Regions from separate parts of the Homo sapiens genome. Here region 2 is linked to region 1. A link is a contact called in ENCODE Hi-C or POLR2A ChIA-PET data. All regions are on one chromosome and are shown on one strand. The core of a region is the stretch at or near the end of the contact, and the rest is flanking DNA. Distances in the headings are between cores, read along the strand shown.

Region 1 (5,231 bases), core at 1,869-4,368:
GATAAATAGTGACGATTGCCACTATTAACCAGAACTATTGCTAGGTGTCCCCCTGCCCCAGCTATAATTTAGAGGCATGGTGGAATAAATTAGAAGAATAAAATTAACAAAGATTTACTACTGATAACTTGCTCTTGACCAACAGAACCCAATATGCAGAGTCTGTGCTGGTTAATTTTAGGAATGCTAGGACTTCAGAAACATTTGCCAAATGAGAAGGCAGATGATATTGTGAGAATGGTGCCTATGACACGTTCATGAGTTTCCAGGAGGGTGTCTGCAGCCAGGAGTGGGGGCGGGTGGGAAGTTGAAGAAAACGAAGCAGCAGGTCCTGTCCCCTATCACCCATTGAGCATTCTTGCCACCCCCTAGGTTTAACCTAAATCAATTTATGAAAAAAGAATCAGATAAACCCAAATTGAGCAGCAAGCTGCAAAACAACTAGTCTGACTCTCCAAAATGTCAGTGTCATGAACAACAAAAAAGGCTGGAGAGCTTTCCTAGAGTAAAGGAGTCAAGAGAGCTAAGAAGATGACATCTTCACCGCTCCCATGGGGGAGATCGTAAATGCAGTATTTGTGTAATTGGAAAAATTCAAATATGAACTGTATGTTAAACAACACTATTGTTTCAATACTCATTAATAAGTCTCATTATCCTGACAATGATGGTAAGGTTACGTAGGAGAAAGCCCTTGTATTTTAGGAGTTACATGAGGCAATATTTAAGGATGAAGTGTTATGATGTCAATAATTAACTCTTACGTGATTCAGCTAAAACCATCTGATGGGGGTAGCCGGGGTTAGCTACAGCAAGAGTGAGTGTATGTGGCATAATGTTAACTGCTGGTGATCAGTGAATCCAGGTGAAGGGTATATAGGTATTATTACTTATTGTACCATCCTTGAGACTTTTCTGTAGGTTTGAAATTTATTAAAACAAAAAGTCAGCTGGGCGCGGTGGCTCACACCTGTAATCCCAGCATTTTGGGAGGCCGAGGCAGGCGGATCACCTTAGGTAAGGAGTTCGAGACCAGCCTGGCCAACATGATGAAACCTCATCTCTACTAAAAATACAAAAAATTAGCTGAGCGTGGTGGCACATGCCTGTAGTCCCAGCGACTGGGGAGTCTGAGGCAGGAGAATTTGCTTGAACCAGGGAGGTGGAGGTTGCAGTGAGCCAAGATCACGCCACTGCACTCCAGCCTCCAGCGTGGGCAACAGAACGAGACTCCGTCTCGAAGAAGAAAAAAGAAAGTCGTTCTTGTTGTATTCCAGTGAGAGTCTGCTTCAGCTTTCCGACAGGCCTCACATCAGCAAAATGCCCTGGCGGTTATGAATGCTGGAATGACAGTCCTTTTCAAAGACGGCACAAACACCACTGTGGACTTCAGTGTCTATATGGAGGAGGTGGCCCTACTACAGTTGGTGCAAATAAATTCTGTCAGCAGCTTATCAGAAGGTGATTTATTAACTTACACCTCAAACCAAATAAAGGAGCACCGTGTGTTGACCCTACCACAGTTTTGCTTTCATGCTATTTTTCTGAAGTCCCTTATAGGATGAAAACCATGGAGCTCCTCTAATTCATACAAACTTCCCCACGGCAATGAAAATAAAAGTCTGAAGACTATGCAGCAATATAGATTTTAAAAATGGTTTTATACCAATCAACTATATCTTCATAATTGATCATTTATATTAAAATAATGACAGCATCTTTACTTCAGAACCCCGGTGGATATCCTGACATCTCCAAGAAACTCTTAGGTGTCCTAACAGACTTTCTTTTGACCCTACCTCAGGGGATGTACTCATACGAGGTCACTACGTTTTCTGAAAGAACAGAACAGCCAAGTGGAGCTGTGACTGTCTTTTGCCATGGCTTTCCTTTTTAATTTCCAACTGCTGTCATAGTGTCAGCTTTTAGGAAAGGATCAGCTGTGGAAATGCTGTATTCAAGCAATAATCAGAAAATACAATGGAATAACAGTTCCCGTTTATAGTAACAACCAAAAAATAACTCTAGGGATAAAATCAACAAAAATATGTGCAGGGCCAACATGAAAAGAACTTTTAAAATCTATTGGTGAACTTTAAAAAAAGACAAATTTTAAAAGGGAAAGACATAAGCCTTAGCTACAAGGACACAAAATATAACAGTATCAATTTTCTCTTATAAATTAAATATAACACATTCCCAATCAAAACATCAACAGTGTCTTTTAAAAACTTGATTTTAAAGTTTATCTAGAAAGATAAAAAATGTATAATAAGAATAGTCAAGAGGGGAAACTAGCCCTATATAATATTGAAATGTATTCTATTACATTAATACATGTCTAGTAGTTACACATTATAGGTACTGATACAGGAGGAGAAAAACAGACCAACAGAACAATGTAAAGTCCTGAAATAGGCCAGAAAGTCAGGTCTCATTAGAAGCAAAAATGCACTTCAAGTAAGCCATAAAATGGAGCATTTAAGGAAGAATATTGGTACAACTTGCAAGCCATTTTAAAAACAAAGAAACATAAAGCTGTACTTCTATTTCCCACTTTACAATAAAAATAAATTCCAGATTGATTAAAGTTTTAAATACTAAAAACTATACTAAATATATGCATGCATTTAAAAAAATCCATAGCCTAAGGAACATGAAAGCCGGAAGTTATAAAGAAAAGACTGATAAATTTGACTATATAACAGAGAAAAGCATTAGTATAAAAAGAAACGCATTTACAGCAAAAACTTTTCTAAATCAATAAAAAAAGATTAAAAAAACAAAAAAAGAAAAGTATACCCACTGGCAGGAAACTGGAAAAATAAACTATTTTGAGCCTCACTTAGAATTTTTAAAATGAAAATTAAAACAGCAATGAGATACCATTTTCCTCTATTAGATTGGCAACAATTTAAAATGTTGATAGTACCCACGACTGATTAAATTTGACACATTTTTTCCTCCGAGCATACTTTTCATGTAATAAAGTTACTGAAACCAAATACTGTATTCTTAAAAATGGTTAGGGTTACTAAGAAGCCAGCAACAGAGGGCAGCAGAGACCTCCTCTGGGGCGTCCGCGTAGTTCATGTTCCAGTTTTACAAAAGCAGCTTTTTCTCTGCTGTGGTCTCTGAGGTGTCAGAGTGCAGCAAAAGGGAAATGCGTCATCAGTTCTTGTCATCTCATTGGTGACAATGAGTAATCAGGTGGCGGTGGCGAGGTGGTGTCTCTGGGCCCTCTCTCCAGGCCAGAACGGGCACGTCCCACACGCGAGCAAGGCTTCTTGCTGTGCCGCCCGTCAGAGCCAAGTCTGTGATGGCGCCTCTGTTCCAGGTTGTTACAGAGCTGGGCAGCTCCTCAGGAAGTTGGCATTAAAGAGAGCTGGTGTTCAAAATCTGGATTTTCTTTTTTTTTTTTTTTTAACCGAGAGTCCTTTCCCCTCAATAAACTTGACAAAGGAGATCAAGGAAACTAGGAAACTACCAGAAATTCTCATTTGCATTTCCAAGCAAACGCCCAGCAATCTTAGTCATATTAGCTGCATGGCTTTGGGGTTAGAAAGGAGGTGAGGTTGGGAGGGGAAGATAAAGGATAAAATCAGAGTGAATAACACAGAAGAGGTCTAGCCAGCTGCCTTTCCTGCTTACAAGGGGCCACTGGGGCCAGAGCAGGCCTCCTCCCCCGGCTGTTGCGTCCAGGCTGTTTCCCACACTGTAGACCCCCTTCCTCCTTTGGTCCTCTCTGCCCTTCCCTGGGTCTCCCATTTCAGACCTTGCTGTGCTTCCCAGTCCCCCACATGGAACTCAGACTCCAATTTCCATCAGTCAAGGGCTTGCCTCTTCAGGCACATGTCCTCAGCTCCCACTAAGAGGTCCTCAGCTTTAGGCCAGCTCGGCAGACTGGGGAAATGGACGCCTCTGCACTGACCCAGCAATGCTTATCCAGATCAGTGTTCAGGGAGCACCTTTCTCTCTATGTCCTGTGGATGCAGGGTCTGCCTGGTCAACGGCAAAGGTGTCTTTATGCATCTTCGGGAGGTTGGCCTGTTACTGGGTATAGAGTTAGGGAAAGTACAGCCTGAGAAATTAATATAGAATGCATGTGTATATACATACAGACATTTTTGTGCTTTCTTTTTATAAAAGTAAAACATGTCCTTTAATGGACATTCGACAAATACAGAAGAATATAAAAAGAAAATCAAAATCTCCTGTAAACCTACCAGCTATATATGGCCATTGCCAAAGTATTTTTTAAATACTGTATTAAAAACTTGATTCTCATACAAATCTTAAGTAAGCAAATGTCAAAGATTTATTTAACTCGACAATGAGGGAACCAGCAAAATGATAAAACTGGATGAAAGTGAATTTGAGAGACTGAGCATATAGGCATGCCAGCACAATGACGAAGGTTGCTAGTTTAGGTAAAAAACCGGTTAATATCTTACAGGTAATAAAACTGTAACCTTTGAGGTTGCCTTCCTACAGGACAGAAATAATTTGATTCTTTACTAGAAAAGAAAATCTACATGTTCTTATGTAGCTTCACAGAGTCTAGCCCCCAATCAATAGTAAACAAGTTCAACAAAGGAACATTCCCTTAGAGAATGAGATAACCATGGAATGGACTTGCTAGACTGTGTTCCAAAATGCATTGAAAGGCCATTCAGTGAATCTTGTCTATTTTTCCAAGTTTTGGATAATATTTCTTAACATGCTATTATAATTTTAATAGACTTCCTTGTAATTTTAAGGATTATTAGGGTGTATATAAATATGTGAATACATAAAACACATTTTTTATTTTATTATTATTATACTTTAAGTTTTAGGGTACATGTGCACAATGTGCAGGTTTGTTACATATGTATACATCTGCCATGTTGGTGTGCTGCACCCATTAACTCGTCATTTAGCATTAGGTATAGCTCCTAATGCTATCCCTCCCCCCTCCTCCCACCCCACAAAAGTCCCTGGTGTGTGATGTTCCCCTTCCTGTGTCCAAGTGTTCTCATTGTTCAATTCCCACCTATGAGTGAGAACATGCGGTGTTTGGTTTTTTGTCCTTGCGATAGTTTGCTGAGAATGATGGTTTCCAGTTTCATCCACTTCCCTGCAAAGGACATGAACTCATCCTTTTTTATGGCTGCATAGTATTCCATGGTGTATATGTGCCACATTTTCTTAATCCAGTCTGTCATTGTTGGACATTTGGGTTGGTTCCA
Region 2 (5,231 bases), core at 1,045-3,544, 42 kb after region 1:
ATTTATATGACTTTATAGATCAGAGGCAACATAGGGTCATGGTTACAAACACAGATCCTAGAACCAAACTGCCAGATTTGAATAGTGGCTGCACCACTTACTAGCTGTGTGACCTTAGGCAAGTTATTTAACCTCTCTGTGCCATGGTTTCCTCATCTGTAAAATGGAGGTAGTAATAATACGTATCTCATTAGTTTGTCATAAAATTAAATGAGTTAACAGGTGTAAAGCACTTAGAACAGTACCTGGCACATGGTTAGCACTCACCCAATATAGCCTATGTTATAACAATATTATACTGTCTTGGTTGGGCATAGTGGCTCATGCCTGTAATCCCAGCACCTTGGGAGGCTGAAGCAGGTGGATCACTTGAGGTCAGGAGTTTGAGATCAGCCTGGCCAACATGGTGAAACCCCGTCTCTACTAAAAATACGAAAATTAGCCAGGTGTGGTGATGCATGCCTGTAATCCCAGCCTCTGGGGAGGCCGAGGCAGGAGAACCACTTGAGCCCAGGAGGCGGAGTTGCTGTGAGTCGAGATCACACCACTGCACTCCAGCCTGGGTGAAAGAGCAAGACTCCATCTAAAAAAAAAAAAAAAGAGATTATGCTGTCTTATGACACATTTACAGTATGGCAATAAACATACTTTCACATGTACCAGGATGGCTTCTGAGATCTTAGTATAACAGAAAATGAAAAAATTCAGCTATATTGTTCCTTGTCTGCTGCTTTGAAAAAATCAAGTGTTCATCATTAGATAGTATGTTTTTAAAAACTTAGCCTGGGCTTGAACACTTCCTTTATCACTTATTTACAGTGTGACTTTGAGAAAGTTCTTTTAACCTCTCTAAGCCCAGTTTCCTCATCTAGGAAACAGAGATCATAACAGAATGAACGTAAGGATACAAGTACATACGCTGTTATTGCACAGTGCTTAGCACAAAGCAAGCTCTCCATCAATATTAGCTGCTCCCAGGAGCATCATCAGCAAGAAAGGCTATGGCATCTGAGGCCATCAGAGCCTAGGAAGGCAGGAGACAGGTGTCATTCAGAAGTATGAAAAAATACCTTGGTTCTAAAGGCTAAACAAGGATCCGCTGTCAGTAGGTCAGTCCACAGAACCAGTCTTTATTTGTAAGTCAGTTCATGTTATTGTCAGGGGGAAGAAAAAAAAAACATAGAACAAAGAGCTAGAAAAGCCCTTATGAGATGATGCCAAATACTCAAAGAAAGGAACAAACTTCCTATTAGGTTGGTGCAAAAGCAATTGCAAACTTTTATAGCAAAAACTACAATTGCTATTGCACCAACCTAATACAATGTGTACTGGGCTTTTCTGCCCCAGAGATGTGTAATAACTTGTGTCTTCCCTCTCAAGACAGCCTCAGTATTTTTCAGATCCCTGAGTGAGAGGTTCTTGTACCTGAGCTACCTAAGTAGTCTAACACAAGCATTTTTCTTCAAGGAAAAGGTAAACGAAAAAAAAAAGGCAGATTCCCAAACCTCACCCATCATGCACATTTGACTTATCTCATGTTCCCTGGAGAGTCACATTTAAATAAGAAATTAGTATTCATCGTCCGGGATCATCATAGTGTCCCCAGCCCTCAGTTATGAACGTAGCTTCCTTCTGAAGGTTTCGCTAATCCTTCTTGCTGGTTTTCTCTGCAAATCTAGAAGACCTTTCCTTGGACTTCCCATCTCTGCAGCCAGCCTACCGCTCTAATTCTCCCTTGCTTGTTTGACACCTTTCATCTGTCCCGGGAGACAGTGATTTTCCAGAGCATACTGGCTTTTAAGAAAAAACTAACAGTGGAAGGAAAAGTCGGAAGAACTGGCTTTTATGCTTTTTTGTTTTTCTGCAATTTAGGATGCCATAAAACACAATTCATTCCTGTGCCGTGAAAAAAAAACTTGAAAAAGGAAACGTTGAGGAGGCCTTTGAAAAAGTCGACCAAATTGTTGAAGGTGAGCTCCCAGGGATACTTAATAGACTCTGCCTGATTCTATTCTGAAGCAACCATCAAAAGTGTATGATTTCCCCTCAGAAAGTCCAGCCTCTAAAGTCTTGGTGCTTTGCCAAATTTCTCTTACATCTCTTCCTTTCAAATTGTGTGTGTGTGTGTGTGTGTGTGTGTGTGTGTGTATGTGCAGTTTTGGCGTTGGTGGGTAGGGAGCAATAGCATAAATAAAAGAAAATCTCTAAGATTTTGGTTTGGGCAGAGTAAGGAACAAAACTTGGCACTTTTAATTTGTGATCCAGAACTATTGTCTCTGAAACAGATTGCCACAGGACAAATGCCTGGTTCCTTCGTCAGGATAAATCCAGGCCAGCCAGGCAGGGCACGGTGACTCACACCTGTAATCCCAGCACTTTGGGAGGCCGAGGCAGGTGAATCACCTGAGGTCAGGAGTTCGAGACCAACTTGGCCAACATGGTGAAACCCCATCTCTGCTAAAAATACAAAAATTAGCCAGTCATGGTGGCAGGAGCTGTAATCCCAGCTACTTGGGAGGCTGAGGCAGGAGAATCGCTTGAGCCTGGGGGGCGGAGGTTGCAGTGAGCCGAGATCGCGCTGCTACACTCCAGCATGGGTGACAGAGCGAGACTCCACCTCAAAAAAAAAAAAAATCCAGGCCAGCCAGTCCACATCTTACTGGCTTTTGAATTCTCCAAGACGGTGGCTCTCCAAGACGGTGGCTTCCCACCAGCACACACCTTAGGAGTTGTTCTGTGCTTATGCTTAACAGGAGAGGTCCATGTTGGAGGACAGGAACATTTTTACATGGAAACACAAAGAGTGCTTGTTATTCCAAAGACAGAGGACAAAGAACTGGACATTTATGTGTCCACACAGGACCCAGCCCACGTGCAGGTGAGGTCCAGGATAATACCCACGTCCCCACCTTCCTAATTCCATGATCACAGTCGATCCCACAGCCTCACAATCACTGGCCATTTTACCTGCAGAAACCTGGAATCCAAGCATTAGACATCAGACATCAATAATGCAGCCAAGACCTCAGAACCTTTTTTTTTTTTTTTGGTCTTTTCAAGTAAATAAAAAAATAGTCACAGTAATTTTAGGTTTCAAGAGTACGTTCATTTGCATCATGCTTAGATGAGCTCTGTGATGAGATGGCATCACTAAACTATTTCTGTACTTGATTTTTCTCTAAAATAATCATCACAGATAACCTTTGGAGTCAACACATCACTTTATAGTACATTTTCATTTCCCCAGTCACAAAGTGCTCTAGGTTTAGCTGCAAACACATCATCTCCTTGGTAGGTTGTCAGGAGTTCGCCGGCTTTCATCTCCTTGGGACTTTAGACTAGGAACCCAGCTTCTCACAGGAATCCAGGGCTCTGACAGTTTTCCTTCTGGAAAATACCATTTTTCTGCTAGAAGGGCTGCTCTGTGCGGACCAACGGTGTTTACGAGCTAAACAGAGCCCCACCAGACAGATTCAGACTATCTCCATTTTTTTTACCAATGGTAGATGTGAATGAATTCTGCTGGGATGCTGTTTCAAGAAACAAAAAGCTTCTTTTCCATTTCACTCTTATAAACCTTCTTGTTATCTCACTTTTACAGAAAACAGTGTCCTCTACTTTAAACATCCCCATCAACAGGATCACCTGTCATGTAAAACGAGTGGGTGGAGGTTTTGGAGGGAAGGTAGGAAAGCCAGCTGTATTCGGGGCTATTGCAGCTGTGGGTGCTATCAAGTAAGTATGGTTGGGGATGCTTAGGGATACAGAATGGCATCAAATGCACAGAGCTGAGGGCAAATCAGTGGCTGACAGTCATCTGGGCTGCCATCATAACCATGTGTGTGTCCTTGGGCAATTCAGCCTCCTGTCTGTTTCTTTAAAAAATGTAAATAATCATACCTACCCTCCCACACTTTTAGAGTTATTGCAAAAGTCAAATGTACACAGGACTTTGAATAGCTGACATGCTATTGAAAGGAGCAGTGGTACTATTAGCTGAATACCTCCTGAGCTTCAGGGAAAGTGAGCCGTTGAGGGGTGGGGCAAGTCACCCTGCCCAAGTGGAGTGCTAGGGGAGGCTGCTCCCTGACTCTTCTTTCCTGCTCTCAGACCAAGAACAGGGTGAGGTAAGGAAAGAAAGGCTCTTCATCCTCTGCCTCCCTGCACCTGGGAAGGGCTGCGTCCTCAGAGTCTGCTCAATGGACAGATGACTCATCCTCAAAGACAGCTCCCAGGCTGACCTCAGCGGAAGGCTCACTCCTTTGCTGTTCATGCCTCAGATTTGTATTTAGTTGGTGCTGCTTTTTCTGTTAATGGTTCATTTTCTGTGGCTAAGTATTCTGTCAGAGCCCCAGAGGGCATGCAAAGTTTACAGGCCCTGCTTCATTTGACAACTCTTGTAGTTCAGAGCTAGGTCCTGAAACACTCAGACATATGTCTCAGTCCTCAGTGAGAAGTGGGAAAAAGCAGGATCTGAATCCCATCTCCAATTCTTTCCATAATTAAATCCACTCCACTCACACCCACTGGGGATTCAGCACAAGATAATCAGTTCATTGAATTCCCCCCAGGCGTTGTGGCTTTAAGACTTCTCAAACACGACTGCACGTTAGAATCATCTGGGCAGCATTTAAATACCAGTGCCCAGGCTGCCCCATACTGACCCAGGCATCCGTATATTTTAAAACTTCCTCAGTGGTTCCACTGTGCAGCCAAGTGTGGCAACCAGTGCCTTAAGATACAACTCTACCTTGGTACCCAAGGGCCATGCATTAAATGATCCCCAGAGTAATGTTCCCAAACCTAATAGTAAGTAAGAGTTGCCTGATGTCATAGAAATTCCTGCCTCAGCTGGGCATGGTGGCTCATGCCTATAATCTCAGCACTTTGGGAGGCTGAGGCAGGAAAATCACCTGAGCCCAGGAGTTCAAGATGAGCCTGGGAAACATGGTGAAATCCTCATCTCTACAAAGATTTAAAATAGAATAAAATAAAAATAGCTGAGCACAGTAGCACGTGCCTGTGGTCCCAGCTACTCAGGAGGCTAAGGCAGGAGGATTGCTTGAGCCCAGGAGATCAGGCTGCAGTGAGCCGTGTTCATACCACTGCACTCCAGCCTGAGTGGCAGAGCAAGACCCCGTCTCAAAAAAGAAAGTCCTGCCTCCCCATCCCAGCACCACTGAATCAGAATTAGCAGGGGATGGACCTGGAAACTGCATTTCCCTGATGTT

What was found. Hi-C counts contacts between places; a loop is a spot of excess contacts on that map. ChIA-PET counts read pairs that join two places held with the same protein, here RNA polymerase II (POLR2A). Pooled maps may share reads with other maps.
Region 2: a loop to region 1 is called in a map of PC-9, with 2.9 times the contacts of the local background. The contact joins two enhancer-like sites. A Hi-C loop is called at or near these places in 13 of 168 maps with a recorded cell type or tissue (Caco-2, HCT116, HepG2 and 9 more), 1 of 37 single-sample maps with no recorded cell type and 20 of 50 pooled maps. POLR2A ChIA-PET finds 5 or more read pairs at or near these places in 17 of 52 experiments (A549, AG04450, Caco-2 and 13 more).

Annotation. Positions count from the first base shown.
Region 1 is chr2:200,710,078-200,715,308 of GRCh38, forward strand. It overlaps LINC01792 (long intergenic non-protein coding RNA 1792), which reads right to left. Exons shown (of 3, transcript NR_037886.1): 3 at 2,228-4,053. It also overlaps the pseudogene AOX3P-AOX2P and the pseudogene AOX3P. Among named protein-coding and RNA genes, the nearest start is that of LINC01792, 22 kb to the right of the region's middle. RefSeq lists an enhancer at 3,038-3,317. Within about 2 kb of position 3,119, at least 35 of the 41 ENCODE cell types and tissues checked have a DNase peak (open chromatin) inside an H3K27ac peak, as active enhancers do; they include PC-3 and PC-9, where a contact is called at or near this core.
Region 2 is chr2:200,752,922-200,758,152 of GRCh38, forward strand. It overlaps the pseudogene AOX3P-AOX2P and the pseudogene AOX2P. Among named protein-coding and RNA genes, the nearest start is that of LINC01792, 20 kb to the left of the region's middle. Within about 2 kb of position 2,295, at least 3 of the 41 ENCODE cell types and tissues checked have a DNase peak (open chromatin) inside an H3K27ac peak, as active enhancers do; they include PC-3 and PC-9, where a contact is called at or near this core.